2 separate regions of the Homo sapiens genome follow, and region 2 is linked to region 1. The links are chromatin loops, found by intact Hi-C in ENCODE. Cell type or tissue: Calu3. All regions are shown on one strand. Each heading gives the region's core, and the rest is flanking DNA. Links, peaks and the distances in the headings are about the cores only. Region 1 overlaps NME7 (NME/NM23 family member 7). Region 2 overlaps NME7 (NME/NM23 family member 7).

Region 1 (15,892 bases), core at 4,764-12,763:
CATGAACAGCAGAGGCAGACTAAGAAAACTTTGAAAACTAAGATAGTAAACAGACGTGAGAACCAAATGCAATATGTGATCCCTGACTGGATCCTGAACCAGAAACTATTTTTCTTCTTTTGCCACAGAAGACATTTGTGGGTAAAAAATGAAGGTCTGTACCTTGATAATAGTATCGTATTAATGTTAACTTCTTGATTCGCAATCACTTTCTGTGGTGACTGTAGATAATATCAGTGTTTTTAGGAAATATACACTGAAGTATTGAGAGATAAAGGGGAATTACATCTATAACATACTGTTAAATATTATAAATAATTAAATTCATATGTACAGAAAGACAGAAGAAAGGATGATTAACATGGTAAAATATTAACATTTGGCAAATATAGGTAAAGGGCTTGTGGAAAGTATTTTTTTAAACTTTTCTATAAGTCTGAAATTATTTCAAAATGGAATGATAAAAATATTAATCAGTAGAAAGAACAGAAAGAGTACTAGATTTGGAGTTGGAAGAATTGAGTTTTATTCTAGCCACTATTTCCTAGTGCTCTTAGGCAAATCATTTAGACTCTCTGAGCCTGTCTCCTAATCTAAAAATTGAAGATAATAAAACCTACCTCATTGGATTTAGTGGGCATGTAAGTTTCTGGGTGAATTTATAAAGTTGTAGCACATTATACAAATAATACTTTTTTAAAAAGGACATATGGCCCCATGTTCCCACTCTGAAACTAGTAGCCCAGGATGGGCTCTGCTACAAATCAGCTACAGTAAAGCTTCAGGGATGGGTTTTCTCAGTTATGAATGCCAAGCAAGCAGAGGGGAAAAACTCAGGTGACCTTGACACTTCCTCTTAGAAATTCATTTTGTGGCTCCCAGAGAAGAAAAGATTTTGACAGGGAACAGTCTATCCTTAAAAAAAAAAAAAAAAGATTTCAAATAAAAGAAATTGTAGATATAAAGACCAGTTCTCAAGATTGGTGATTTTCAACTTGGTTGTACATCACAATCACCCTATGGATCTTTAAAGAACCAAAAAGTAGATGCTTACACCCCCACCCTGGAGAGTCTGATTCATTAGGTCTTGGGTAGGTCCTAGACGTCCACATTTTCAAAGAGCTTCACAGACACTTCTGATGTCCACTGGGGTTGAAAGCCACTGCCCTAGTATTGTTTATAAGGACTAAATAAGATCCTTTATACATAGTGCTCAATAAACATTAACCCTAATCTCATCTTTTCCTTTCTCTGTGCCTCAGAGGAATGACAAACTGAAATTAGAAATGCAGATCTTGTTGACAAATGATTTACAATAAAGTTTCTGGATGAAGAAAAAAAAAGAAAACTACTGTCCTAGATAGTTAGTCAAAGTAGGTGCCTCCGAAATCAGAGCCCAAACCAAGCCCATCTGATATCATTATATGTGATCTGGGGAAAGAATAAAACCCCTCACTTAATTTGGCATTTACTAGTATCCACAGTACCTTGGAGGCACTTAACATGGATAATGTGCCAAGGAGACAGGTAGGCCTCAAAAGATGAAGTGGGGAATATGGGCAGAAAAGCAGAGTAAACTTCAACAGGATTACCTTGGGTATTGATAAGGAAATAAAGCAGGCTTACAAGATGAGTTTTATAAACAATAAACAGTGATTCGGGAAAAGGATCTTGGAGTATGTCCTCGTCATTCCCTGAATACTTGGGCCAAGACTGCTGTCTACGAGGCCATCAATGCTGATATGCTGAGTGTCCTCATAAAGGATGTTGTCAATTAAACCCAAGGAATTACAGTACTCTTTACAAGAAAAACAAACCACAGAATATTTTATTTCTTGGGAAGTTCCTATTGCTATACTTCATACACATTTCAGTTAGAAAAGCTCCAAGACAAAAATAATAGAGTTAGAAAATAGAAATAAAAATTTTTTAGAAGATGGAATGCCTTTTTTTTTATAAGGACAGATGAGAAAAGTGAAAAAGCTCTTAGATTGGATAAAAGCTGAGAGAATACATAATCAGAATTCATGAGATAATGAAGTGAATAGCTGGGATGGACTTTGTCACTTAAAATTGGAAAGAAATTGTGAAAGCATATGCTGAGGTAATTTAAGATTTAAGAGAAAATTACTTCATATATTGCTTCATTTAATTTTTACTGTGAAATGTCATTATTTCTACTCTTCAAGTAGATAAAATGAGTCTGAGAAAGGTAATTTTTCCTAAGTCATGAAGTTGGTAGGAGGAGAAGCTGGGGATTTGAACTCAGACCACCTGACTCCAGAGTCTGTGCCCAGAATCACTATACTCCTGGACCTCCCTTATACTTTAGATTTTCCAGAAGGCTAAGGAAAGCCTATATGGCATAGTAAGATTCAAGTTCAACTTTAAACTTTTGATTTACCTTTGAACTCAAGTTCAAATCAAGTAAAAGTCATTAAGAGCTCAGCTAACATCTTTCTATTCATCACTTCTGTATGCTCACAGCCTTTGGGCTGATTTTGAAATAGAAATGCTAGTCTTGCAATATTTTCAGCTAAGCCAGAATAAGATAAGATGTGTTGTTTTCCTAGGAATTAATTTCTCCATTTCTAGTCTTCAAGTTTTAGTAAAACGATGCTTGATGACTTACAGCAATAAATTCTTAACTGGTAATCAAAAAAGAATAAACTGTACTTCTGTTCATAAATAGAGGAAAGAAAAAGAAGCACCTGCAATTTGATAATTATAATAATTCATTATACTGCTTACAAAGGATACAGAGACAGTATGGCAAACTAGAAAAACCCAGGATTACTAGTTAGGAGAGTAATGTTCTATACACTAAGCCATGCAATTTTAGGTGAGCCATTTTCCTTCTTTGGGCAACACATTCCTCAATGGTAAAACCAAGGTGTCGGATTAGAATTTGATTTCCTCAAAACCTAGAATCATGGAATGTTAGTGCAGGAAAGGGGTTTAGAGGAGGGCCTCTCAATCTTTGTCACCTCATGGTGCACCTAGAAAATGCTCATTCTCGCATGGCATCCTGGAGCCGGCACAGGAAGTGGTTAAGGATTGGAGCTGCTGCCTCCAGGTCTCAGAGGATCAATTATTCAGCTCATTTGTAGGGGAGTCCAAGCTTTGAGAATTACAAGTTCAGCCTCATCATTTTCCACATGGAGAAACTAATGCCTAGACACATTTTATGAATTTATAACAACCCATAAATTAAAGTACATGGTATCAATGTATTTTCAGTTGTTATACTATTATTTAACAAATCTATCCCAACCTGACCCCCTTCAGTCCATTTTCCACATGGTAACTGGAGAGACCTCTTAAAAACTATAAACCTGATTATGTCAACGCCCATTCCCCTCAAGGGTTGCCTCCTGATGTTTTGAGGATAAAGATCCATATTCTTAAAATAGCCCACAAAGCCCTGCATGGCCCAATCTCTATTTCTCCAGTGTCACCTCAGGCTTTTTTTTTTTTTTTTTTGCATTTTATATTTCTTCTTTCCTTTTCTAAAACACACCAACCAATTCCCCGCATAAGGGCTTTAGCAAGTGCTATTTTCTCGGCCTGGAGTCAACTACCTTTTTCCTCAGCTGACACTCATTTCAGGCCTCAGTTCAAATGCCATTTGCTAAAGGAAACCTTTCTTAATCCCCCATCTACACCAGGTTCCCCGATTACAACTCATCCTGTCTTTCACTACACAGCAATAATCAGAATTTATACTTGTCCATTTCCTTTTGTGATTATCTGATTAATGTCTGCCTTCCTCATTAGACTATGAGCCCTGAATGGAATGTGTGTCTGAATAGGAGCTCTTGTTCATTACTGTCTCCTCAGTGCTTACCAATTTCTGGTGTATAGGAAAAGTTCAGTGAAATGTTCAATGAATGAATTTACGGTTTAGTTTTGGCTACAGAAGTCTTCCTGGCAACTTCCATTCATTGCACTGACAGCTCTGTACATCACATTTCTTGTAATATGAAACATGGATATGGTTATGCCTTACTTCACTCTAATTAGTGAACAGTATGGGCATTTACTTAAACTTTTCACTGCAAATATTCTCAACAATTTTTTTTTATTGTGGACAACTTTGAGATCTAATAAGCTACGGACCATTTCCCCCCCAGAATGAATACATCCACAACATTTTGCAAACAATTTCAGCCAGTCAGTCCATGGACTAACCCTATGAATAAATTTCAAACTCCTAAATTTGGCATAAAATAATTATATGACTTGAGCCTTAGCTACCTTTCCATGCTCATCTGCAATTCTCTAATGTCTTTTTAAGCTATGCTATATCAAATTCCATGTAGTTTCCCTACATGGAATTAGGGATTGCTCCTGTGAGTAGCTACTACACTGTAGCCTGGGCAACATAGTGAGACTCCATCTCAGGAAACAAAGACAAAAATAAAAAACCAAGGTAAAGAGCTAAGAGAATGGATACATAATATCCCTCAAATGAGAAGACAAACTGGAATACTAGCAAATAAAATTGAATACTTGCAATGTGTAATTATCCACAAAGGCCATTACAAGAGAATATATTATACAACATACACACTATTTCTTCAGCCTGGAATACTATTCTATGTTTTGTTTTTTTTAACATATCCTCCAATACTTGGAGCAGATTTCATATCTAACAGGAGGCTCATCTGATTCTTGTGCTGAAACCCAATAAGGATCAACCTCCTAGCATTTACTTCCTGATAGGGGCTTTCATGAAACCCAGGAAGGATCAATCTCCTAGCATTTACTTTCTGATGTCAATTTCGATAACAATTTTTCCTGGAGAATGTTAAATTCTTTGAGAATGAGGAGTGTGTCTTATTTAGCCGTAGTGCCTAGAACAGTGAATGGCACAAACAGGCCTTCAATAAATGTATGTTAACCTGAGAAGGACCAAAATTATCAATGTGAGAAGAAGCCAGGCACTGTGGCGTGCACCTGCCATCCCAATTACTGGAAGCTGAAGCAGGAGGATTGCTTCAGCAATTTGTTTATTATACAACAAAGTTATTTTTACCCCAGTAAAATGACTAAAAATTGCATTAGCCTAAGGTATCAATGTCAGTATCAGTTTCTGTTACAGAAAATCATCATGTAAACACTAGAACAATGAATTCTTTATTAAAACAAACTGAAGGCAATACTCAGAAAACGTACCATTATGATGACTTTATGGAAAGATTCAAAGCTATGCTGTGTGCTACTATTGTATAACGTTTTATAATTCTCTCTGCCTTGTGAATAGTAAGCAGCAGATTTTAGCTCTCAGATGGAGATTGTAGAGTAACAAACAAGTTAATGGGTAATGAGAAAAGTGGAGAACTTTGCACGGAAAGATATGTACACTGATATTCCAAGCAAAGAAATTATTTTTGCTGTTTTCAACTTGCGGTTTTTATTCATTTACTCAACAGATTAAGCTATTTCTAACTCTAAGGTTGGTACCAAAGGGGACCAGTATTTATCATTAGAAGAATTACCATTCATTACACAATGGAATATAAGCATAATGCATAATGGACTTTCACAGTGTGATTGGGTAGAATCCAACGAGACGGCTAATTCACTCAATTCTGTTTCACTTACTCTGGTGCTCTTCTCTCTTATGCCAGATTCATTTGTTGTCATAAGGCCAGTTATAGAAGCACAGTGGGAGGCGGGGTGGAGGTGAGGACAGAAGCATTATCAGAAGCTTCCATGGAGGCACAGTTTTTAAAATTACCCACTGAAAATCCATAGATAGCCTCATTGTAGCCTCTTTCCAGCCCCTACTCTTGCTCAGACCATAGTGGTAATGACAGAATGGGAGATATCACTCACTGATAGAGTAGACTATTCTGTAAGATGACAAGGTCAGTAAAAGCAGTAAATAAGGGTGTGCTTACAACAAAGATGGAATTCACAATGTATGTTGACCCGAATTTAAAAACAAGAAATAGAATTATGGAGGAAAATCGAATTGTTATAACCCCTAGAAACAAAAACAGCATCCAGCACAATTGTGAGTGCACAGTGCATACCACAAGAGATGTGAGCTAAATGTGGTATAATATGAGAGTATAGTGGGCCTGAAGAAGAAAGTAAAAAGTGGAGAGATACAGCATTTCATATTATTTTTATTGATTCAGAGGGTACATGTGTAGGTCTGTTACATAGATATATTGTGTGATGGTGAGGTTTGGGCTTCTAGCATACCTGTAACCATAATAGTGAAGATTGTACTCAATAGGCAATTTTTCAATCTTCATCCTCTTCTCACTCTCCCCGCTTTTAGAGTCCCCAGTGTCTATTATTTCCCTATGTATGTCCATGTGTAACCATTGTTTGGCTCCCACTTACAAGTGAGAACACAGCATTTAATATTATCGGAGGGAGAAAAGATCCCATACTACACATTTGTCTCAAATAATAAATACATCTGTGGTTTTTCAAAGAATAAGCCCTAATTTCCAAGGCAGACTTCCTAGTCCATAGCTATACCATGAGATGGAAATTTAAATGCTACAGTGATTTGGGGTGATTCACACAGGCATTCTGTATAAATTAAGCAAAAATGAATGTATTTATCAATAATTACAGATAAACTCACCAAAAGTACAGCCAAAGCCCTTTGGAGTATGACATAATTTAGCAATAAAATCAGGTGGTGTACCTAAGGGACAGACTATAACATACATATTCTTTAAATCCCAGTGACCTCTTCCCAGGGGTTAAATCAGAGGAGTCATATCAAATCCAAGAAATATCATCTTTGAATATATTTCAAAAGCCTCAAATGATTAAACCCAATGACCTTTTAATAAATGTAAAATAAATACACAAGGATATCAGCTCTAGGTCTGCCTTACTCCTTCCCTTCCTTCCACAGCCATTTGTCAATAATCAACTAAGTTACTGATAAACAGAGGCTAGGTTCTTGGGATACAAAGGTAAGACATGGCCCCTGCCCTCAAGGAGTTCACACTAAGGGGTGAACTACACAGAAACAAATAATTATTTAACAATACACCAAGTATGTTAACAGAAGTATGTATAAGGACAATGGGGACAAAGAGGAGAAAGTACTTGTGATTTTGTTCCTCATATGACACATTATTATTAGAATGGGAGATGAGAATTATGTACTTGGTCATTCAACAAATACTGACTATGCCCCTCTCATGGGTAAGCACAGTGAAATCACAGTGAGATCAGAATAATCCTTTGGAATTCCAGGGGCACGTGACCTTCTCTCATCCCCCTCAAGAACTCAAAGGCCTCTTGCTGCTGACAATACAGCAGCTTGATAGTTAAGAATTTTTTAAGGAATAAATAACTTTATATTTTTAATCTAAAACTGAGTTGGACAAGTTTGTGAATAAAAATATCAGTTAATAAGGATAAAACCTAAGTAAATATCTAATCATTCTAATTACTTTTGAGGGAGGCCAAATATTCTGACTCTATTTCCTATTATATCTTCCCTCATGCTTAGTTTTTCTAGTCTCACTCCCCATCCTATCATGAACTCTAAAGAAATAATACTTGTTACATTTAAGATCACACAGAAAGGCAGTGAGGTTAGAGAGTATAAATTCTGGACCCAGATTGCCTGGGTTCAAGTCTGTGCTCTGTTATGTTCTAGCTGTGTGGCCCTGGGGAAGTTGCTTAACTCTTCTATGTTTCAGTTACTCATCTGTAAATGAAGTCGTCAATTAATGCATATAAAACACTTAGACCAATGCTTGGCATATGGCCAGGACTCCCTACAAGCTAGTTAATATTCCTACCATATACATAAAAATAAAAAATCAATAAGCAATAAGAAAGAGTTAATGCAAATAAATTTAATAGCAGAGCTATCTTTTAAACTTCATCAAGAGCATGACTGTATCAAATTCGTAACTATATCAAGTAAGCATTTGCCCAATATGAGATTTAAAAGTAACGACTATAGTAGTTTGGATTTCATCTATGCTTAAGAAAGTGTGACTTTGCTGTGGATAAGATACTTTCAAGATGTTGTCTTATTGCTATCTTTGTGGCTAAATTAACATTCAGATTAAAGGTGAGAAGGATATAGCGATTGTTATAACTTCTTTCACAATTATCTCACAGAAAATTGCTCATACAATATTATTTCTTGAAAGAAATAATTTCAATTTCTTGAAAGAAAATTTCTTTCAAGTTTCTTTTATTTTATTTTTTTTTTGAGACAGAGTCTCGCTCTGTTGCCCAGGCTGGAGTGCAGTGCTTTGATCTCTGCTCACTGCAACCTCCACCTCCTGGGTTTAAGCGATTCTCCTACCTCAGCCTCCTGAGTAACTGGGACTACAGGTGCACATTACCACACCTGGCTAATTTTTGTATTTTTTGTAGAGCCAAGATTTTGCCACGTTGGCCAGACTGGTCTCAAACTCCTGACCTCAAGTGATTGACCTGCCTTGGCCTCCCCAAGTGCTAGGATTACAGGTGTGAACCACTGCACCCGGACTCATTTCTTTAAAAGCTTTCCATAACCTGCAAAACCTTCTCAATACATGTGCTCTTGAAAACATTGAGCCTAATATTTTCCTGTTAGACTAGTCTTCTGTTTCCTCTTAAAACAGGAAAGCCCATAACTGTCTAAAGGACAAAGAACAGTAGTAGGTTTAACAATTTTCACCCTAAAGCCAAAGTGGGAGTAGCTGTAATATTTTATGAATGAAAAACAGGATGAATTCTATTAGGGCAACCATGTTTTAGACTCCTTTCTAAGTCACCTCCTAGAATTTTTAATCAGTCACCTAAGAGTTACTTATTAACTCAAAAACTGCTTAGTCACTGACTGAAAAATGAGGCAGGGAGCAGACCAAAGTCAAGAGTTCAGGGTCAAACTGCAGAGAGCAAAGCACAATGAGTGAATTGGTTTCATCTTTCTCCTCAGTCTTCCAGAGCCAGGAAAATGAAGGGACTGGACAGTGTTGGTGGTTGGTAATGTGAACACAATACCAGCTGTCTTAGGTGAGTAGACACAAAAGTCACAGGTTAAAAAGGGCACTTTGTCTCCCTTACTTGATATGTGGATCAAAGCCATGTACCCATACATGTATTGTCCTTGGCATCTTTTCTCAGTTTTCTCTTTCACAAGATGCCCATACACACAATATATTCTATACCAATGCTCTTCTGGAAGTTCTTTCAACTTCAAGATTACTAGAAATAAGAGCACTAGTGAGCATATCTATTTGTTAGTTTTAAGTAATATTTAACTTGCAGGGCGCAGTGGCTGACGCCTGTAATCCTACTTTGGGAGGCCGAGGTGGGTGGATGACCTGAGGTCAGGAGTTTGAGACCAGCCTGGCTAACATGGTGAAATCCTGTCTCTACCAAAAACACAAACAATAGCCGGGTGTGGTGGTGCATACCTGTAGTCCCAGCTACTCGGGAGGCCAAGGCAGGAGATTTGCTTGAACCTGGGAGGCGGAGGTTGCAGTGAGCCAAGATCCTGCCACTGCACTCCAGCCTGGGTGACAGAGTAAGACTCCATCTCAAAAATAATAAAAAAATAAAATAAATAATATTTAACTAAGAGAAGTTAATATTTTAGTTACACATTTCTCTCTACTGCTAGAGGATTATATTTGGTTATTACAGTATTTCCCCCTTATCCCTAGGGGATACATCCCAAACCCCCAGCGGATACCTGAAACCACATATAGTACCAAACCCTACATATACTATGTTTTTTCTTATACAAACATACCTATGATAAAGTTGAATTTATAAATTATGCACAGTTAAGGGATCAAAAACAGTAACAATACAATAGAACAGTTATAACAATATGCTGTAATTACAGTTATGTTGTGAATGTGGTCTTTCACTTAAAACATCTTAAGTACTGTATTCATCCTTCTTGTGATGATGAAGGGTCAAAGCAGAACAGCATGAGATTGCATCATGCTACTCAGAATGGTGTGTAATTTAAAACTTACGAATTGCTTACTTCTGGAATATTCCATTAAATATTTTTGAACTACAGTTGATTGAGAGTAACTGGGACCAATGGAAAGCAAAACTGTGGATAAGGGGAGATTACTGTGATACTGACTTATTGAATTCGGATTATACAGTTCTGATATGAGCCAGTCTTTTAACATCTTTCTAGTTTATGACTTTGGGTCCCTTCATGATTCTTAATCACTTCCATTCAATTATAAAATACTTATTTTATTAGCTGGGCATGGTGGTGCATGCCTGTAGTCCCAGCTACTTGGAGGCTGACAGTGGAGGACTGCCTGAGCACAGGAATTCAAGGCTGCATTGAGCTATGATTGCACCACTGTACTCTAGCCTGGGTGACAGAATGAGACTCTGTCTCTAGTTTACAATATGTATATATATTGTCTCTAATTTACTCTGTATGTCTGTATGTGTGTGTGTGCATATTAAGCCCATAACAAATATTTTTGTGCTCTATAAGACAGCTGAGAAAAATATATTTAAGAGTCTAAGGGCAAGCTAGTCTATCTGTATACTTGTTATAAAAAAGGTAAGGTATATTGTAAATACATTGCATTTAATGGACAAATAGTTGCTAGTATCTCTCTGGATTTCAAGGGCCCTTGCTAACCCCTTAATTTCTCCATTATGATAAAAGATCAAGAATTGGCCAAACTCACTTAATATATTAACATTACTGAAGATCATCATAGTAAAGGCCTACAAAATAGAGACAAGCATTGCTTAGTGGTGATGGAACAAGCTTTTGATTTTATTTGTTTTTAATAAACAGTAGGCAAAGGGATATTTTGGTTGTCTAGAAAAAACATGTATTCTCACTTCCTTTCTATTAACCAGCTAACTTTTGCCTCTCAAACTTCAGCTACAAAAGGGAATCATCCATGAGTTTAATTGTACTGCCAGGTGACAGACAAGAGGGTTTATATGATGAGAAGAGAGGCTGGAAAAGGAAAAAAAAAAAAAAAAGAGGAGCAAGTTCAGATAGGTACAGAGGCTAGCACCTGGGTACTGACCTTTGAATTTCTTGCAAGGCAATATAATTTGCTCTTCAAACATAAAAGGCTACACTAAAAGAATAAAAGCCTTTTCCCCGCTATGTTCCTATAAAACTTTATTTATGGACATTGAAATTTGCATATCACATACTTTTCATGTGTCACAAAATATTATTCTACTTTTGATGTTTTTCAACCATTTAAACATGTGAAAGCCATTCTTAGCTCATGGGCCGCACAAAAACAGGCAGCAAGGGATGGGCCCTTAGACTAACATTGGTTGACTGCTGGATTGGAGCATTAGAGCTTGGGTATGAGTCCCACCCCAGGGCTTCCAGGAGAGGGGGCCCAGGCTGATGCCATCTCCACCCTCATTGCTCTAGGCGGGAAGGCAGAGCTGGTGCTGTATGAGGTGTGGCTGTAGATCCTGGGCCAGCCCTTCACCAAGGCCTTGGAAGATAAAACCAGTCCTGAGTCCCGGGTGCTTCAGGGGCAGCTGATGAAATGAGTGAAGTGGCAGGATGGAGTGGGAGATCAGGGAAGAGGCCTCGAGGGGATGGAGGATGACTGGACAAGGCTTTGGTAGAACTGTGACCCTCTTCACCCGCTCCTGACTCCCCAGCTGACCACCATCCTCAGACCTCTACAGAACTTGACCTACTGGAGGTGGAGGGATTCCAATGAATCCAGGGTGGCCCTCGGTGACCCAGGGCTCAGAGCTGGACTTGGTTGAGGGCAGGAGGCTGGAAGAGATGACCTCCGCTAGTCCCCCCCAGGCTGTCCAGCCCCCTGAAGCCTGTGATGATCCTTCCACCAGGCCAGACCCACTGACTGCCAGAGTGGGTGCCACCTTCTTGAGGGCTGTGCCAGCCCAGGCCCTTGGGTAAGAATGTGTGCACCAGTGTCTGGACACCCTGTGGGAGGCAGAGGGCCTCTTGGTAGAGATGGTCATTCCAGACCTCGGTCAGTATCTCTTTCCCTCTGCAGACCCCCTCCCTCTGTCTATGTCCTCTGTCCATCTGCCTCCTCCCTCGGGTTCATTGCCCCTACATGACCTGATCTGAAGCCTGCCTCCTCAGCCTGCCTTGCATCCTCATGGGAGCCCTCCCATGATAAATTTCCAATTTATCTTTAAAAATACATTATTTGAAACCAGATTTGTTAAAGCCCATAATCAGTTGAAATGAAAAGAAAATCCAGATTTGTGTGGGTTTTATATTTGGTAAAAAGATAATTAAGTAAGTTCTGACAGTGAAATTAGAGTTTTAACTTAGCTGGGATATCATTTATAAAAGAGCCTAACAGGCCTGACACGAAACAGGCCTGCCATAGAAGTTATATATAGCCTTTCCTTTGACTCTACTATATTTATTTTCTAATGGACAAGTTAAGTATAGAATGGTAAAGATAATAATTTAAAAAGATAATAATAATAACCAATATTTAATTGAATACTTCCTATTCTTATTGTTTTACCTATATCACCTAATCTATTTCTTGCTGCTGCTCTCTGAGGTAAGTACTATTATTATTCCCACCATAAAGATGAGGCAATTCAGGCACAAGAGTTTAACCTGCTTGCTTGGACAGCTAGTAAGTGGCAGAGCTAGAATTCAAACCCAGGTAGTCTGATTCCATATGCATTTGCTGTACTGAAAGTACTTAACCCAGTCTGGGCACAAAGTGAGTGCTTTCTATGATCATCATTGCTTTTATTATTACTGGATTTAAGAAAACTATATTGAATGCCTACCCACTGGAGAATTGAGGAATGAACAAAACACACAAGGTCACTGTTCTCATGGATCATAGAGGACAGGGGAGGAGACAGATACTCTTCAAAGAATTACACCTTGATAGTAGAAATAGATCACTTGAAGGAGAAGAAAATTTCTGAATGGTCCTATTTTAGACTACCAGGTCCTTAAGACTTGTTACTGGATGATCAGAGTATACGCGTCCATTACTCCTATTATCTACTCACCTTAAACTCTGCTGCTTGGTTAAAGTTTTGGAACCTTTATCGAGTCACTTCCCTGTTCAAAAACCTTTGATGGCTTCCAGTTTTCTAGAGCCTAAGTAGCCACTGTGTGTCATACATACCAAGAAACTCCCATCCAGCATTTACAGCAAACATCAGTAATCCATCATGGTGATTTTTTTTTTCTATTTGGTTGTAGTTTTATCAATAAATCAAAAACTGGCACTTGAATTGAAACACTTTTGTCATCGTTGACCTAGTTTGCTGTATAGAAACACTGGTTTTGGACTTAGACAAACTTGGGTTCAAATTTCAGCTCTCTGCCACTCATTGGTGGGGTGATCCTGGCCAAGTCATTTCACCTATGGGAGCCTCACTCTCTTAGCATATAAAATGGAGATAATAGAAACTATTCAACAGAGTTTTTAGGTAATGCAGGTAAACAATTTGGCATAGTACCTGGTATATATTGCTTAGTAAATTAAAGTTATTATTTTTATCACTGTTACCATAATGTTCATTATTGCCATCAGAAAGCTTTCCAAAGTCTCCACAATCTAGCTCTAATTTACATTTCCAAATTTATCTCCCATACTCTACCAAAGGAACCCTCCACTTCAACCAGAGGAACTCAATGTCTCCTAAAACCAGCCTGCCATGTTCTTTTTCTGTGTGTATAAAAATCTGCCTTATTCTTCAAATACCATTTCATTAAATTCATGAAATTTATTTCATGAAATTTTCCTGACCCCCTTCAGCCACACTCATACTGCTCTCCATTGAACTCTCATACTTACTGTTTCTAACACTTCATCATACACTATCTGGTAACATTCTCTTATGCTGGTGTTTAATTTTATATTACAATTTAATTTTACATTTTTTTTTATCTTTTCCATCTAAACCCTCTACTTTTCTTTTTCTTTGAGACAAAGTTTCGTTCTGTCACCCAAGCTGGAGTACAGTGATGTGATCATGGCTCACTGCAATCTCGAACCTCCCAGCCTCAAGAGATCCTACCACCTCAGCCTCCTGACTAGCTGAGACTTTAAACACCTGCCACCATGCTCGGCTAATTTTTTTTTTTTTTTTATTTTTTGTAGAGACATCTCCCTCTGTTGCCCCGACTGGTCTTGAACTCCTGGGCTCAAGTGATCTTCTTGCCTTGGTCTTTCAAAGTGTTGGAATTACAGGTGTGAGCTATTGTGCCCAGTCAAATAGGGATAATCACATTTTATTTTTTGAAACAGAATCTCACTCTGTCATCCAGCTGGAGTACAGTGGCATGATCACAGCTCATGGCAACTTTGACCTCCCAGGCTCAAGCAATCTTCCTGCCTCAGCCTTTGGAGTAGCTGAGACCACAGGTACATGCCACTACACCTGGCTAATTTTTGTATTTCTTTAGAGACTGGGTCTTGCCATGTTGCCCAGGCTGGTCTCAAACTCCTGGGCTCAAGTGATTCTCTCACCTCAGCCTCCGAAAGTGTTGGGATTACAGGTGTGAGCCACTGTGCTGGGCAGAAATGTGTATCTTCAAAACAATACCTGGTGAAATGACTGCGGATTCATATCAATGAATGAATGAAATTTAAATAAAATAACATGTGGTAGTTAACTTAAAATTAAGCCATGGATTAAGGAGATAAAATTAATTTTTAATTCCTCATGTTACATTGAAGAACTCAATATTATAAAAAAATCTCTGGCTTTTTATTTTGAATTTGAAAATCAGAGGCCAAGCACGGTGGCTCACACCTGTAATCCCAGCACTTTGGGAGGCCAAGGTGAGCAGATCAGGAGTTCGAGACCAGCCTGGCCAATATGGTAAAACACCGTCTCTACTAAAAACATGAAAATTAGATGGGCATGGTGGCGTGCACCTGCAGTCCCAGCTACTCAGGAGGCTGAGGCAGAAGAGTCGCTTGAACCCGGGAAGTGGAGGTTGCAGTGAGCTGAGATCAAGCCAGTGCACTCCAGTCTGGGCGACAGAGCAAGACTCTGTCTAAAAAAAAAAAAAAAATCAGAATTTTCTACCTTTGTCCATTAGTCCTAGTTAAATAAATATTTTTAAAAATATTTGTGCCCATGTATAAGTGTTAAAGAATACTCTATTTCTCCAAATAATTATAAAGGATTTTTTCTTTATTTTTAAAATATGTTTTTAAAATTTGTATAATTTAAAAAAATTTTTTTTTAAGATAGAGACAGGGTCTTGCTGTGTTGTCCAGGCTGGTCTTGAACTCCTTGGCTCAAGCAATCCTTCTGCCTCAGCCTCCCAAAGTGCTGGGATTACCACAGCACCTGTCCCAATTTTCTTTAACATAGATAAAATCACCACTCGCAGGACTCAACTAGTTTACATTCCTCTTTGACCTATGAAATGTGATATATGTTTTCCATATCAAGTTTGAATAAAATTATCAATCAAAGACTCCATAAGCATGTGTAACTTAGCCCAGTTGCTCCCAACCACCAGATGGTGAGGGTCTAGGATGACATTTCACTGCTTTCTGGCAAAATGGGAAAAATGAGGGCAACAAAGCAGTGATGAAGCAAGGGTTGGCAGGAGTAGTCCACCCTGGGGAAGGGGCAGTATTTTCTCACTGACGTTGTTTGGAACTGCCTGTTTATGGTGATAACAAAAAGCAGACAAACTATTAGTGGATTCTATTATTGTTTTAAAATGATCTACAGAAGATGCAATGCTGTTTTGCCTGTGCCTGAAGTGGACTGCTTCGACCATCATGCCTTTGGCATGCAATAGCAATAAAGTGAGCTTCAGGTAAAGCTGAATTTATTCAGTTGAAGAGACAGTCCATTATTCTGTGATAAAATGCTGTTGGTGATTAAATGTCCTTTTAAAACAAAACGATGATGATGGGAAACAAATTTTTCTAATGTCTTCATT
Region 2 (15,892 bases), core at 5,220-13,219, 180 kb after region 1:
CAAACAAAAACAAAAACTAATGAAAGGCACACATAGAAGAGAATACTGAAAATCTAAAGTAAAAAGAATGGAAAAGGTATACCATGCGAATGTTAACTAAAAGAAAGCCAGTGCAGCTATAGTAATATCAGAGAAAGTACAGTTTAAAGTAAAAGGCATTGCTAGAGATGAAGATGGTCTCTTCATAGTAATAAAAGATTCAATTTACCAAGAAGATATAACAATTTAAATCACCTAGTAACATACCCTTAAAATTATAATATAAAGACTAACATAACTACAAGAAGAAATAGACAAATGATAATTACATTAGAAAATTTTAATAAAACCTTGGCAATTGATAGAATAAGCTGCCCAAAAATTAGTAAATATGTGAAAGATTTGAACATCACAATTCACAGACTTCACCTAATGAATAAATATATAAAACTATACAAAACAACTGCAGACTAAACATTCCTTTCTTTTCTTTCTTTCTTTTTTTTTTTTCTTTTTTTTTGAGATGGAGTCTCGCTGTGTCACCCAGGCTGGAGTGCAGTGGTGCCATCTCAGCTCACTACAACCTCCACCTCCCGGGTTCAAGCAATTCTCCCACTCAGCCTCCCAAGCAGCTGGGACTATAGGCACACGCCTCCACGGCCGGCTAATTTTTGTAATTTTTTAGTAGAGACAAGGTTTCACCACATTGGCCAGGCTGGTCTCCAACTCCTGACCTCAACTGATCCACCCGCCTCAGCCTCCCAAAGTGCTGGGATTACAAGCGTGAGCCACCACACCTGGCCTAAACATTCTTTTCTAACACACATAGATCATTAATAATTGACTATTCTAAGCCAGAGGCAAATCTTAACCAGTTTGAAAGGCAAAAATCATGAAGAATATGTCCTCTAGACACATGCAATTCAGCTAGATTCCAATACAAAAAGAGAAAAACAAATCTCCGTATGTTTGGAAATAAACATAATTCTAAATAAATAATAAACCAAAGAAGACAACACAAAGAAAGTAAAAAATGTTTCAAACTGAATAAAAATTACATATCAAAAATAATAGGATATAGTTATAAGCAGTTAGAAGGAAATTTATACCCTTAATTGCATATATTAAAAATATTAAAAATTGATAGAATATATAATTCTGTAACTACTAATAGCAGAAAAGGGGAATAAAGAAAATTGGTCAATAACCATCAACTTAGAATTGTGTGTCTAGCAATAGTATCATTAAAGAAAGAGGGTAAAATAAAAAACGTGCAGATTAAAAAGAAACGGGTAGTTTACAATGAAGAAATGAAGAATAACAAGAAGAGAAAATATTCTAAAAGGACAGGTTGATATGCAAGAAAAATTGGTGAACAAATGTTTAGGTAAATCTAAGCAAATGTTGTTTCTATCAAAATAAATAAATAAATAAATAAAAGAATGTCTAACATGCAGGCAAAAAAACTGAATGTCCAAAAACAACAATAATAACAAAACTATGTAAGATTTAAGAGAGAAGATTAGAGCTAAAGTGTCCTAATCTTGTTGTATGAGTTGGGAGAGAGCCATATTATTATAGAACTGTAAGTTAAATATATGAAAAAATTTCAAGCCTAACCAATAAAGAACAAGTATAAAAATCACATAACCTCTAAAGCAACAGAGAATATAGTAGGCAGAATAACACTACCCCTCAAAAATGTCCACATTATAATCTCCAGAACGTATAAATATATTACCTCACCTGCCAAAAAGGACTTTGCAGATGTGATTAAGATTACAGGCCTTGAGATAGTAGAGATTATTCTGGATTATTCCCCTGGGCCCAATCTCATCACATGAGTCCCTAAAGTCAGAGAATCTTTCCTAGCTTTAGAGAACCAGAGAGATGTCAGTGTGAGGAGGACTCAAGCCTGCTATTGGTGGCTTTGAAGATGGAGAAAGGTGGCCCCAAACCAAGGAATGTGGATGGCTTCAAGATGTTGGAATGTGCAAGGAAATTGATTCTTTCCTAGAGCCTCAAGAGAAATGCAGTCTTATCAACACCTGATCTTTACCTGATGAGATCTGATTGGACTTCTGACAGAACTGTAAGATCATAAATTTGTATTGTTTAAGTGACTAACTTGGTAGTAATTTGTTATAACTTCAATAGAAAACCATATAATAGAAAAAAAAAACTGAAGAGAGGAAGAAAAATTTCTTCAACTAATCCAAAGAAAAGGCAAGAAGAAAAAAATAGAAAAACAGGAAAACAGTAAAATAGAAACATATACAAAAATAACAATAATCACAGCATATTTCAATGTACATGTATTAACTTTACCAATGAAAATATAACCATTCCAGATTAAATTGAAAAAAAACCTATATGTTATTTACAAGAGACATATCTAAAGCATAACAGGGCAAGTATAAAAGAGATGGCAAAAAGATATTAATTAACCCAAATACGCTATCAATCAAACCCTTTCTAAGGAAAGATGGCTCAAGCTGGAGCTGAAAAGGAAATTCAACTCTAATCTGTTAACTGACCAAGGACCATATGACTGAGAATTGTAGAATGGAAAGGCAGAATTCTTATTTTACAGAAAAAAATATCAATTTCTCCCTGGGAATTTAATAATGAGAAGGCATTCTTCATTGTATTATTTGGGAGGCAGTTACACTGTTGTTGGGTCTATCGTATAATCAATAGCATGCCATCTTAGACAACGATACTATAGATAAGTAAAGATGAGAAAAAGATTGGGGGTGAGTTTTTAGCAAGGCCTCTGTTACTGAACTAAGGTATTCCTCTAAGGCATTAGGGTGCCCTTCTGCAGCCAAAACTCAACTGCTCACCACTGGTCCTAGGACAATATACAAAGCAACAGTAATTGGTATTGAGGGAAAGGTTTCCCAAAGGTGAGAGCAAGACTAAACTAATATTCATCTGGTCTGTTCCCCGAGAAGTAGCCATAGTCTACTAGAGCATGGCAGCCAATTGGCTTAAAGGTATAAAACCCAGAAAACAACTAGGAATGTGTACTCTTGCTCCTCATGAGTAAAGTAACTTCTATCCCTGTTCCCATAAGAAAGTGCTCTCTCTCTCTACTTCTTCCATTTGCTTCTCCATGTCCGGCCATATTTAAGGGTTTCTGGTTATTTGTGGCCCGACCTCTTTTTTCTCAGACCTGCAGACCCTCAAGTAGGGGATAGTGTACAAGTAAGGGATAGCGTATTGTTCTCCTGCTTTCACATGTTAAGCACATTGGAATCAGAGTCCGGCACCTGCAGTGGAAGCCTGTTTCTCTCTAGTGCTCTCTCTCCTGTGCTCCATGGGCTGGGAGGCAGGATGAGAACCCTGGGCAAGTATGCCCTTAGTTTGTTCTGTAGATCCAACTTTTCCTCAGGCAGGCCTCAAGTTCCAGATCAGTGTAAGGGATAGAGGAAATAGGAATAGAAAGAAAGCCTCAACCATTCTCAAACACGCTTTCACAAGACAGCCTAAGTAAAATTAATACTTAATATTTTGATCTACATCTATCTCCTGTGTTAGTTCTTCATCAGTTAGTAATTTGGAGGGAAGAATGGAGACTAACTGAGCTCAAGAGATGACAAGAAGCTGTTTTAAGGAGGAATGTAAAAGATAAAAAAGAGAAGAGAAATAAGAGAGATCTATGAAGGAGACAAGTAAATTGGTAAGATTAGGTCCCCATGTGGATTTAGGGATAAAATACATATGGAACTCAAGGACAGCCACCAATTTTGTAAGTATGTAATTAGGTGAATATTGTGTTAGTGCATACAGAAGTAGGTTTTTCAATGAAAGAGAATTAATTTAATTTTGAATTTGTCAATTAATTCAATTTTGGATTTTTAAGTTCCTGTGAAAAATCTACATGGAAACGTTCAGGAAAAAGCTTAAACATATGGTTTTACAGCTGGGGTGATGACATAAATTTGGAAAGCAACACATTGTTGAAGTCATGGAGTACATAGAATCCCCTGGGAGAGTATATAGAATGAGAAAAAAAGGGCCATGAACAGAACCCTGGGGAATACCAGGAGTCTTTTTTGCCTCTGAGAAGGAATGACTCTGAGAAAAAATAGCCAGAGAGATAGAGATGGAAGCAGCGGTGGGGGTAGCGGTGGTGAAGTGCCATAACAACCAGGGGAAGACAGAATAATAATTTTTAAAGTATTCTAAACTTAATTTATTCCAGTTGGGATGGAAGAACAGAAGAGGTACATTTTTTGTATTTATTAAAATTAAATTTAATTTAATTTTAATTTTAATTTTAATTTTAATTTAATTTTTAAATTTAATTTTAATTAAAATTAAAATGTCTTTTAAGTCATTCATACATTATGATATCCCAATACTGTAATCCTGCTAAACTATATAATACCTGAACACTGAAGTTGTTTCAAACTTGATATAGCCAAGATTTTATGACATTTCCTTCCAATGAAATTTCTTCAAACATATATCTGATGATACTGCCAAATCTTCACATAGAAAAAACGTATAGTTCATATGAGTCAAATTCTAATATTAGAAAATGTATGTTCATCCATAAGAATTGTTAAACTACATAAGTCTAGAAAACATATAAAGTATTATTTCAGTACCTTTTAAAAAATTATCAATTAAGCAAATGCTTGGAATTTTTGGGCTGTATTTAAAAATTCAAAAGGTGATTTAGTTCAAAAGGTTATTTAGGTCAATCTCCCTACCTCCAGGGAGAAGTATTCTTAAGCCCCTTCCAAGCACAGGTCTCATCTAAAATACGGCTTGTTTTTTTATCCATATACCATTTCAGTACATCTCCAAGAGGACAGGAAAATGCATACTGTGACTGAGTTCCTGCTGTGATGGAGCCTCAAATAACTTGGGCTTAGACCTTGGGATCAAAGATTATACACACAGTTGACTTCATAATTTTTCTTCTGAAAAACAGGGGGGTCTTCCTTTCACTGAAAGTTAATAGATGGGCACAAGAATTTCATGTATTTAACATCTACTATAATGTTGTTCACCCAACCTACTGATGCCTTTCTCCCTTTAATTTGATTAGATGGCTTGCTTTCTGGCTGAGACTCAAAAGGAATGAGGATTGCTCAATGTAAATATGTGGCTCAGTACTTAAAATTAATGGATTTTTAAATAGGATACTAGCATTATTTTTCATTGATTTTTATAAACTTCTTACTAAAGATATAAGCTATCAAAGTAAACATTTAATACCTCACTTATCACATGGGGAATAGCTGTCTATTCATATAAAATTCCTCTATCATTCATACACATGCATACATATACATATTGACTCATCATATGAAAACTTTAATTATTTCTGGTTTGAGGTAATAAATTTTTAGAAAGACACAAATTGTATCGTGTCTCCAAATCTAAACAACAATCATAAAGCACCAATTAATTACTAGCTAAAATTAAAATCAAAGACTGACTCATTGACAACTTGTAACCTTTATCCATTTGATTAGAGGATCTTTATAAAGAGAGGATAAAAATGTGAATCAAATGTCAGATTTCTACAGTCAAAGGGAATTGGAAAGCTGAAGCTAGTTCATGAGTTAAGCTGAATTATATTAAATTATCTGGATAACTGCTCCCCAATTAGCTGATAGGCTCCATGGGGATCAATTTCACTCATCCTCCTCACTACAGGCTTTACTATAGAAAGAAAAGAGTTGAAAATGTAATTGGTTCAAAAATTTTTCTCAACACTATACAAAACTGAGAACTAGACTAAATCGGTTGTTACATAGAAGGTGTTTCTGTGGAACGCTGATAGACATACACACATATTTCCATATGCTTACTTTTTGCCATTTAAATAAAACAATAAATTTTTGAAACTCTTCGGTTTGGAAGAAGTTTATTTAAATCACCCAAATGGTTGTTGGATTTACTAACCCATATGCAATTAAGAAAGAATAAGAAGAGAAAATGGTGAATCAATTTGAGTCAGTAAAATATATACTACATATATTTTCATTTTCATTAACTATATAAAGCCCAAATACTTCAAATTTGTTTTTACATTAAAATAGAATTCTTCTGTTCATCCTGTTTTAAAATCAGTCCCATTCAACAGTATTTGCCAGCATATTAATTAGAGGTTTAGTAGAAAGAGAATGAATTTTAGGGAAAAACAAAACACGGTTTTCTGGTTTCCCTTTACTTTCTAGCTGTGTTACTGTGGACAAGTTACTTACCCATTCTATAAAATAGATTTAACAACATTCACTTCAGTCAAATCATAGTTAAAATACATAAATTATAATTTTTATGGTTGTTATTTTATTTTTCTTAGGTCAGACTGTTAACCCTGACTCCCTAACTCACTTATTTTGCTAGTTTAAATAAAAATTTAAAGCAGTCTTCCAGCCTGGGCAAGAAGGCCAAACTCCATCTCTAGCAAAATACCAAAAAATTAGCCAGGAATAGTGGTGCATGGCTGTAGTTCCAGCTACCTGGGAGGCTTAGATGGGAGGATCACTTGAGCATGGGAAGTCAAGGGTGCAGTGGGCTATGATCATGCCACTTCACTTCAGCCTGGGTGACAGAGCCAGACCCCACCTCAAAAATAACAATAATTAAATAAAATAAAGTAGTCTTGAACTGAGGTGTATGTAAAGTGCATATCATAGTGTCTGGCACATAGTATGTGCTCCATAAATGAATGCTACACATATTTATGAGTTTTAAATAAAGGAATTATGGTTGGCATTTCTTTAATCCCAAAGACTTTTACATAAGATCTCATAACATTAAAAGATTCCTATTTATTTATCTAATACCTGAAATTTCTGTCCTATTTCAAAGAGAGTCTTTGGTCTTCCTTTTTAATGAGGCATGCACCACCCCTCTGATCCATCACCATTTGTGTACTAACACCCACACTAAGAATCCAATCACCTCAAGAGCTATAAAGTGCTTATACAGAAAGACTATGGAAGTCACAGAAAGAGATATCATATTACTATAAGAGTGACTCAGACGTTAGGCAATCAGCTAGTCATTTGAGTAGTAGATCTCAAAAAATAGTTTGATTGATTTGTTTTCCCTATTGAATTAAATCATTTTTGGAGCCTTTTATACATATAGCCTTAACTTCTACAAATAATCCCTATTTTAATTACAGCACCAATCACTCTACAGGAAAAAAAAACTCCCCAAACCATACAAAGTATAAGCTACAGAAATTAAAGCCAAGAAAGATGACAAAGGAATTAAAATTTCACTTCAAATATAATTAATTCTAGTCTCAGAAAGTTGAAATTCATAAATGTAGAGACTGAAAATTAAAATGTCATCTTGCTAATACTGAAAATCAGTATTCAGAAGGAAAACATCAAAAATCCTTGTTTTCTTGTTTTCTATAAGTCTAATTTTCAGCTGTATCTACAAGTTGTTCTTTCTCTTCCATTTTTTTTCTTAGCCCCTTTTACAGATGACTGTATCTCTTCTAAATCAAAACTGAGAAAAAGAATGATGAATGCAGCTTTGACAAACAATAGAGAGAAGAACAGGGACACATGTGGAGGCACCATGTCACAGTTTCTCTCACAGAAAGAGCCACATGCAGTGGGAGGAAGATAGGGAGGCGGGGATGCCAGCCAGTGGGAAACTCTTCCTTTAGACATACCGTACCTCCAGACATTTCGATGACATAAATTTATTCATTCATATATTTAACAAACTTTTGTGGGTCACACTCTGTGAATAATTTACTGTTTGAGGTATCACTACAACAGTTTTTAGGGATACAGTTATGAATAAGATACATCAGTCTCCCTGTATCATAATTTCTTTATATGGTTTCTTTTTTTTTTCCTTTTTACAACACTCACATTGTCATTTTTCAATTGATCCGTTGGTCAACATCTATTAGATATAAATATATATATATATATCTGTTAACAAAACTTGACAATAGGCAGCATTAGTTACAAACAATCTAGGCAAAAACCTCCTGGTCAACTAGATCAAAGATCATCATTTGAAAACAGGGAGAAAGTGGAAAAAGGAAAGAATAGATCATAGATTTTAAATTGTGATTCATTAATTCGTTCAGCTAATACAGACAAGGTGCTTGCAATGTGGATGGAGATGTGCTAAGTGCCACAGGAGACATAAACATGAATTAAGTCAGATGAGACATGCACAACTATGGTATTATCAATTTTTTTTTAAATTGAAAAAAAGAAAAAGAATGAAGACAACCATTTTCCAGGTCCTATCCATCCTCATATGGTTACATACTCCCAGTCTTGATTCAGATTGACTTTGAACCCAAAGTTAGAGCATGTAAAAAGATTATATAATTGTTTTCTTACTTTTCTTTCCTACTGCCCAGCTGGCGAGCTGTATATTGATCCCCATAGTCAATTAATACCAGTTGTCGAGAAAAGACATTCACTTTGTTGCCTATAAATAAATCTTCCAAGTGCAGGTTATCATATTTGGTCCGCTTTAAAAAGGTGCGATGATTCTTTACATCATGCTAGAACCAGACACAACAATATAACAAACAAACAAAAAAAGTTATGAATAAGGAAAGTTAATCTCATCATAAGGTAGAAATAATTCTTAATTCTGTCTTATCAAAGATAGGTTATATTCTGTTTCTTTTTTGTTACAAATATAAATCATAATTTTTAATAACTTCCATATTTCCTAATCCAATCTGGTAATAACATAAAAGCTTCTTATTACAAATTTAATACTCTTAAAAACCTGAATAGAAAGATTTGTTTATTACCAAATCATTTCAGCAAAGTAGTCCTTACAAAATGCTAAAGAAAGAGTCATACACCCAAATTTCTGCTTTCTTGTGTACACAAAATCCCAATACCAAAAAGATCTACTTGTTAAAATTGTGTTGCCAGTGAAAGAACACAAAGAAACAGAAGTCTCTTAGCTTGAGCCTCTTCAATTTGACTTTTTGTAGCAATAACAGCTTTCAATAATGAGGACGTATTTATGACCATAATAATCCTTATCTATAATCACTTGTTTATTTCTTATCCAAAACATGAATAATCCCATTTCAGTCTTTTTTTTTTTTTTTTTTTTTTTTTTGAGACAAGAGTCTCATGCAGTCGCCCAGGCAGGACAGGCAGGAGTGCAGTGGCGTGATCTCAGCTCACTGCCACCTCCACCTCCTGAGTTCAAGCTATTCTCCTGCCTCAGCCTCCCGAGTAGCTGGGATTACAGGCATGTGCCACCACACCCGGCTAATTTTTTGTATCTTTAGTAGAGATGGGTTTTCACCATGTTGGCCAGGCTAGTCTCGAACTCCTGACTTCAAGTAATCTGCCTGGGTCGGCCTCCCAAAGTGCTGGGATTACAGGCATGAGGCACCGCGCCCAGCCCCCACTTCAGTCTTCTAACAACAACAACAAAAAATTCCTATTTTTGACATTAAAAATAAAGGCACAAGTTAACTTCTTATATTGGAATTATAATGAATAAGTTTAAAAAGAATTTCCATATGTATATATACACACACACATACATATAAATGTGTTTTTAAAAAGCAATTATATAAAAGGCAATGGTTCCCATGTTCACCCCCTTTGCCAACATTCAAGCAAAGAAAGGCTTATTTACCATTTCAACAGATCCATCCCCTGGGTAAAATAAAAGCTCATAACGTCGAAGAAGTGAAGCATTTGGATCATACCACTCTGCAATGAAAACGAATCTTTCACTATGATTCTGCAAAGAAAGACAGAAGAATTTTAACACTAACATATAAAGAACAAGCACTCTTCTGTAAGTCACACAAAATGAAATTACCAATATGCAAGAAACAAAATTACTTCTACCTATTATATTGAATGTTTCTGCTTTTCAACAAAGTATCAGTTATCAACACACCCTCAGCAATATTTCCTTTCAATTTCTCACTAAATACCCTTAGATATCTCAAAGATGACTTATGGATTGCTTTTTACTTTACAGCCATCTAATCATCCTGAGTAAATTAACGTTTTCTGAGAACATGAGCTCCTGATTTTACTATTGTAACAATTCAGTCCTTCTGAAAGCAAGTTTACATACAGACTATCAATAAACTAATATAAGAATAAATTTCTGAGGAGAGCTCTCAATTATATGAAGTTTTGACTTCCCTAAATTTGAGAATCTAGTAGTATCAGAATATTACCATTAAAATTATAGCAAACATTTTTTTTTCCTTAGTAATTTCATATGATAGTATCTTTTTATAGAAATAGAGAATGTGTTAGTCTAGGACCTCTGAAAATGAATGTGAAGACAAGATTGAACATACAAGAATTTCATTAAGGAAAATTCCCGTAATATAAAATGATGAGGGAGCCAAGGAAGACTAGAAAAGCCGATAAAAACAATAGAAGTTTGACACAGAGTGGTGGAGAGATGCAAGGAAGGTTAAGTGGAATCATCCCACATTGCTACACCCTCTAAGAAAGGTTCTGTAAGCCCATCAGGAAGTGCTAGAGCCAGGTGACTCCCAAGGACAGGGAGGGGCCAGCTTTAGTATCCCTGCTCCTCTCAATCAGTGGCTGGGAGCAGCCTTTGGGAAGCAAGTGCTCAGCACAAAAGCAGCAGTGGATTTCAGAGAACAGCAGCTGGGACCCTTGGTCACTTAGGTTGCCTGTAGTTGGAGGTCTGTGAAGTACACTCTTAGGGCTACCACAGAGAGCAAAAAATGAAAAAAATAAGTCAAAGATGGGTCCTTTTCCCTTGACTATTGAGCAGGACTTCCCATCATATATGTTAGTAAAAATACCCTCGCCCCAAAGATCTTCATTATAATAAGCAAATAAAAGCATAGGGAAGAAGGGAATCTAGGAGTTTTATTGCTAATTCTGGATTTGCCATCTGATGCTCTGGTTAGGGAAAATTTGGGGGTTCTTTTTAAGTTAATAATTGACTTATAAATTCTAATGGTAGAAGTTGTGTGTCTAATGATGTTTATAATATATCCATAAACTATAACGTAGATGACACTTTTATTTTTAAGACACTTTTATTTTTCCCACAATCATCCAAAGACATATTTAAACCATGCTGATTACTCAAGAGAAAATAAATGTAAAATAAGAGACATACTATGACATTTGTAAAAGCCTTTCATCATATATATTTTTCATATTGATTATAACAATACAGCTTTTTTGAGTTTAGGTTTCACTGTGCATTCTAGTATTGTACTCACCTACAAATAAAAATTTAAATATTAGTAGATTATTAAAATTTTTACTATCCATAATAAAATATTTATTTAAATACATAATTGAAATGTTGCCTTCACTAAAATAAATATAAAATAGAAGAAATGACACATCTAACTAAAGCAAATGAAAAATCCACGAAACCTGGTACTTCCATTTATCCATGTAGCCTATCCACCAAACCTGCCAACCACACTCTTTAATTCTGAATTGGGCAGCAGAATTTTGCACTATACTCTATCCAGAAAAGAGTTTTAATACAAAGAAAATAAACTGAGGAACTGTTGCTTCTGGCTATGACAAAGTAGCTCACAGCAAACCAATGCTACTTCTAAGAACAACTAGAAAAGTAGGATATCAAAGATTTGGAGAGCTTTTAAGGCAGCCAGGATCTGAGGATCCAAGATCCAGAAAGACAGGAAGCCCATTGAAGTGAAACCAACATTCATTGCGTTGTCTTTACTCGTAAGACATGTGCTGAGTCTCAAGTCAAGCAGACAAGTGACTGAGAAGCCTAAGAAGCTGGTAGAGGGAGCCCACCAAGGGACAGAGAAACAGGTACAAAAGTGAGCTGAAACCTGTGCTTGTTCAGTAGAGCTTTTGGAAACGAACTCCCAAGCTAGTGCTGTTTCCTCTGTGGGAAAAGGTTTATTACTCCAAGTACAAATTATATTCAAACTTGATTTAAACTTAACTTTCTGGTTTACCTTTACAGTAAAAACTGTGTTTACTTCCTAGAGTTAAAAGATGTACCTGGAGATATAACAGTGGTACATCTGGACTTGGGATAAAACATCACAGTGAGGTTGGCCTTTCAACTACCTGCCTGACACACATGCACATACACACACCATCCAGACCAAAGCCACCCTTAAAATTTAAAGAAAATTTACTTTTCAGCTTTGTTGAGCCAAATCTAGAAAAAAGGAGGAACTTGGTTTCCTTCCTCAAATGCTATTAAAGCTATATATCATTTTGTTTTAACTCTTCACTTTATGGATAAAGAAACTGAACTCCAGATAATATAAATGACTAGCATAAGGTCACAGAGCTGGTTAATAACTGAGCCAAAACTGGAAACTACATTTCCTATGACTCAGATATTTCCATATCACTAGCCTTCCAGGGCCAACTCAAGAGAGAGAAACTAACACTTTAGTAGCACATAGATACACCTTGAGTTGTCTGTCACAGATGCTCTGATGAGAATGCCACAACCTAATGATTACACAGACAATCATTAGCTCCTTCTTCCCTGAAGATTCCAACTTCTATCAAAAGTACTTTATGAGGAACATTTAAAGATTACACTGCATCAAAAAGAGACTTTCTTAAAGAAGCCAAATCATTTTTCCTCTTTTGAACATTTTAAATATAAGTTATACATAATAAAAGAGTTGATCCCTCACACATAATCACACTTTGTTCCAGAAATCTTAAAGTCTTAAAGGAAAATGTGTATTATTATACCAGAAGTCTTGAAGTGACTTGAACTGGACAATGTGGTATTATTATACCCAGAAGCCTTAGTATCTTAAAGTCTTAAGGTCTCTGTCTATACAGAGAGAACTTTCCTAGAGCACCAGTCTTACTCGATGGTAAGTAACGTAAACAATTTTTACACTGCAACATGCATATATGTGTATATAAATATATGTTATTGAGTGGAATGTAAAATTCATATAAGTTTTATAACAAAAAATAGGTGATTTTATGGAAATATTGACCAATATTGGAATTGCAAGTGAAATTATATTTGAAGATTAAACAAGTCTTTGGAGAAATAAATCACACCACCACCTCTCTCTGCTACTGTTTAAAGGAAGGTCCAGCTTTACAGTGGATCATATGAAATTAACAATCTTTTCCATACAGATATACTTTAAAAAATCCAAACTCTCAGTTCAAGAGTAAGTTTAAGCGTATGTTACCAAGCAAAATTGTACCTTGGCCTCATTTCAATAATACTGATCAGAAAGCTATTCCATTCCTGATGATACTATGATCATCAATCAACAAATACCAACTGGGCCTGGTACTACTAGCATGCTGAGTGCAACGAGCACACCAATCTGATAAGTCTGCTGCTGCTGGTGCTACTGCTGCTATCATTTGCTGGCAGCCTACAGCAAGAGACATGGCCCTGAAATGTGTTGCTTAAAGAGAAGATCCAGGAAACTATAAAGGGGTTTTTTGGAGGGGGGGATTATGGAGGAATATTTGTGAGAGTCCAAAAGACCTGGGCAAGACTTAATGTCTCTAACTCTCATTTTCCCCATTTGAAAAATGGAAACAGTACTTTCTTCATAAGGTAGTTTTGGGGATTAAATGACTTAGTTTACATGAAGCACTTAGGATTTCTGTTGCCTATGTCTCCCAAAGCGATGATGGTGGCTTATAGGTCCACCTGTGACTTTAGAACTGCATTGTACACACTCATCTCCCTCACTGATCTTTTTCTGACATACAAGAAGAGCAACTCTGGATTTGTGATGATGCAGCCTCAGCTGCAACTAACCCTAGGTAAATAGTTTTTTAAAGGTCTTTGCAGAAAAAAATCAGTATGAAGGAAAAAGGGATTTATGATGGACAAAAAAATGACTAAAATTATATTTATAAATGAAAATAAAAACTATTGAACATATAATACTAGGTAAATTTTTTTGTAAAGGATATATCATATTAATAAATCAGAGCCAAAGTACAATTCTTACCTTTTGGGGAGTTCAAACAGTTATAGATCTGTTTTTGTCAATAAAAATTTTAGTAACAATTTTCTTTTTAAATTTTATAACACTATCTGTTGCACATTCATCATTAGTTTTATAATGGACTTAGGGTGCCCCTTAAAGCAGATATAGCTTAGATCATAATACCCAAGACTTTTCAAATACATGTAAAGCCTTCCTAAGAAGGATGGGTACAAACATGCCAAGATTGCAGACTACAGTAAATACCTAACTTTTCAGTGCCCAGACACAGATGAACATCCACAAGTATCAAGATCATCCAGGAAAATATGAACTTACCAAATAAACCAAATAAGGCACAAGGGACCAATCCTGAAGAAACAGAGATATGTGACCTTTCAGACAGAGTATTCAAAATAGCTCTGCTATAGGTTTCAAAATCAACCCTGGCTAGGGGCCTGAAGCAAACCAGTTTAGTGCTAACAACAACAAAAAAAAAATCTGATCTAATTTTTTTCACTTTACTTTCTCTCCCACATATTCCTTATTTCTCACTCTACCGCTCCAAGCTTCAACTTCCTTGTTCCTAAATATTTTATGAAAAAGTTCAAAACACTTTTTCTTCTGGATAAGTAATATTTGTGTTTTCTTAATGTCATGCTGTGGTTTGAATTTTCAAATTTCATGAAAATTTGTGTTTCCTGAAAAAAAAAAAAAAAAAAACCTCTGCTAAGGAAACCCAAGAAATTCAAGATAACACAGAGAAGAAATTCAGAATTCCATCAAATAAATTTAACAATGAGATTGAAATAATTAAAAAGAATCAAGCAGAAATTCTGGAGCTGAAAAATGCAAAAAGCGTACTGAAGAAGGCATCAGAGTCCTTTAATGGCAGAATTGATCAAGCAGAAGAATTAGTGAGATTGAAGACAGGTTATTTGAAAATACACAGAGGAGACAAAAAAAGAATAAAAAACATGAAGCACACCTATAGGATCTAGGAAATAGGCTGGAAAGGGCAAATCTAAGTTATTGGTCTTAAAGAAGAAGTAGAGAAAGAGATAGGGGTAGAAAGTTTATTCAAAGGGCTAATAACAGAGACCTTCCCAAACCTAGAGAAAGATATCAATATCCAAATACAAGACGATTATAGAAAACATTAAACAGATTTAATCCAAAGAAGACCACCTCAAGGCATTTAATAATCTAACTCTCAAAGGTCAAGGATAAAGAAAGAATTCTAAAAGCAGCAAGAGTAAAGAAGCAAATAAACAATGGAGCTCCAATACATCTAGCAACAGACTTTTCAATGGGAACTTTACAGGCCAGGAGAGAGTGTCATTACATATTTAAAGTGGTGAAGGAAAAAAAGACTGTTACCCTATAATAGTATATTTAGTTAAAATATCCTTCAAACATCAAGGAGAAATAAAGACTTTCCCAGACAAACAGAAGCTGAGAAATTTCATCAACACCAGACCTGTTCTATGAGAAATGTTAAAGGGAGTACTTCAATCAGAAAGAAAAAGACATTAATGAGCAACAAATAATCACCTGAAGGTAAAAAACTCACTGGTAATAGTAAGTACACAGAAAAACACAGGATATTATAACACTGTAACTGTGGCGTATAGAGAAATGCAAATCAAAACCACAATGTGGTACCATCTCACACCAGTCAGAATGGCTACTAAGAAGTCAAAATGGCTGGGCGTGGTGGATCACACCTGTAATCCCAGCACTTTGGGAGGTTGAGGCAAAAGGATCACGAGGTCAGGAGTTCAAGACCAGCCTGGCCAACATAGTGAAACCCCCATCTCTACTAAAAATACAAAAATTAGCCAGGCATGGTGGCAGGCGCCTGTAGTCCCAGCTATTTGAGAGTCTGAGGCAGGAGAATTGCTTGAACCCGGGAGGAGGAGATTGCAGGGAGCCGAGATCGCACCACTGCACTCCAGTCTGGTGACAGAGCAAGACTCTGTC

What was found. Peaks named below come from ENCODE experiments on the same cell type or tissue, not always from the same donor. Only the 100,000 strongest peaks of a DNase experiment are listed, where the experiment ranks them.
Region 2: it touches region 1 in a loop (2.1-fold over the local background); 1 of 110 quality-filtered maps calls a loop at or near these places.

What each region holds. Positions count from the first base shown.
Region 1 is chr1:169,139,809-169,155,700 of GRCh38, forward strand. All of the region lies in intron 11 of NME7 (NME/NM23 family member 7), which reads right to left. Among named protein-coding and RNA genes, the nearest start is that of ATP1B1, 41 kb to the left of the region's middle. In Calu3, for the core only: no CTCF peak of the experiment used is centred there; a DNase peak (open chromatin) is centred at 8,873.
Region 2 is chr1:169,314,784-169,330,675 of GRCh38, forward strand. NME7 (NME/NM23 family member 7) reads right to left here. Exons shown (of 12, transcript NM_013330.5): 2 at 9,610-9,717; 3 at 8,334-8,500. Among named protein-coding and RNA genes, the nearest start is that of NME7, 45 kb to the right of the region's middle. In Calu3, for the core only: no CTCF peak of the experiment used is centred there; no DNase peak of the experiment used is centred there.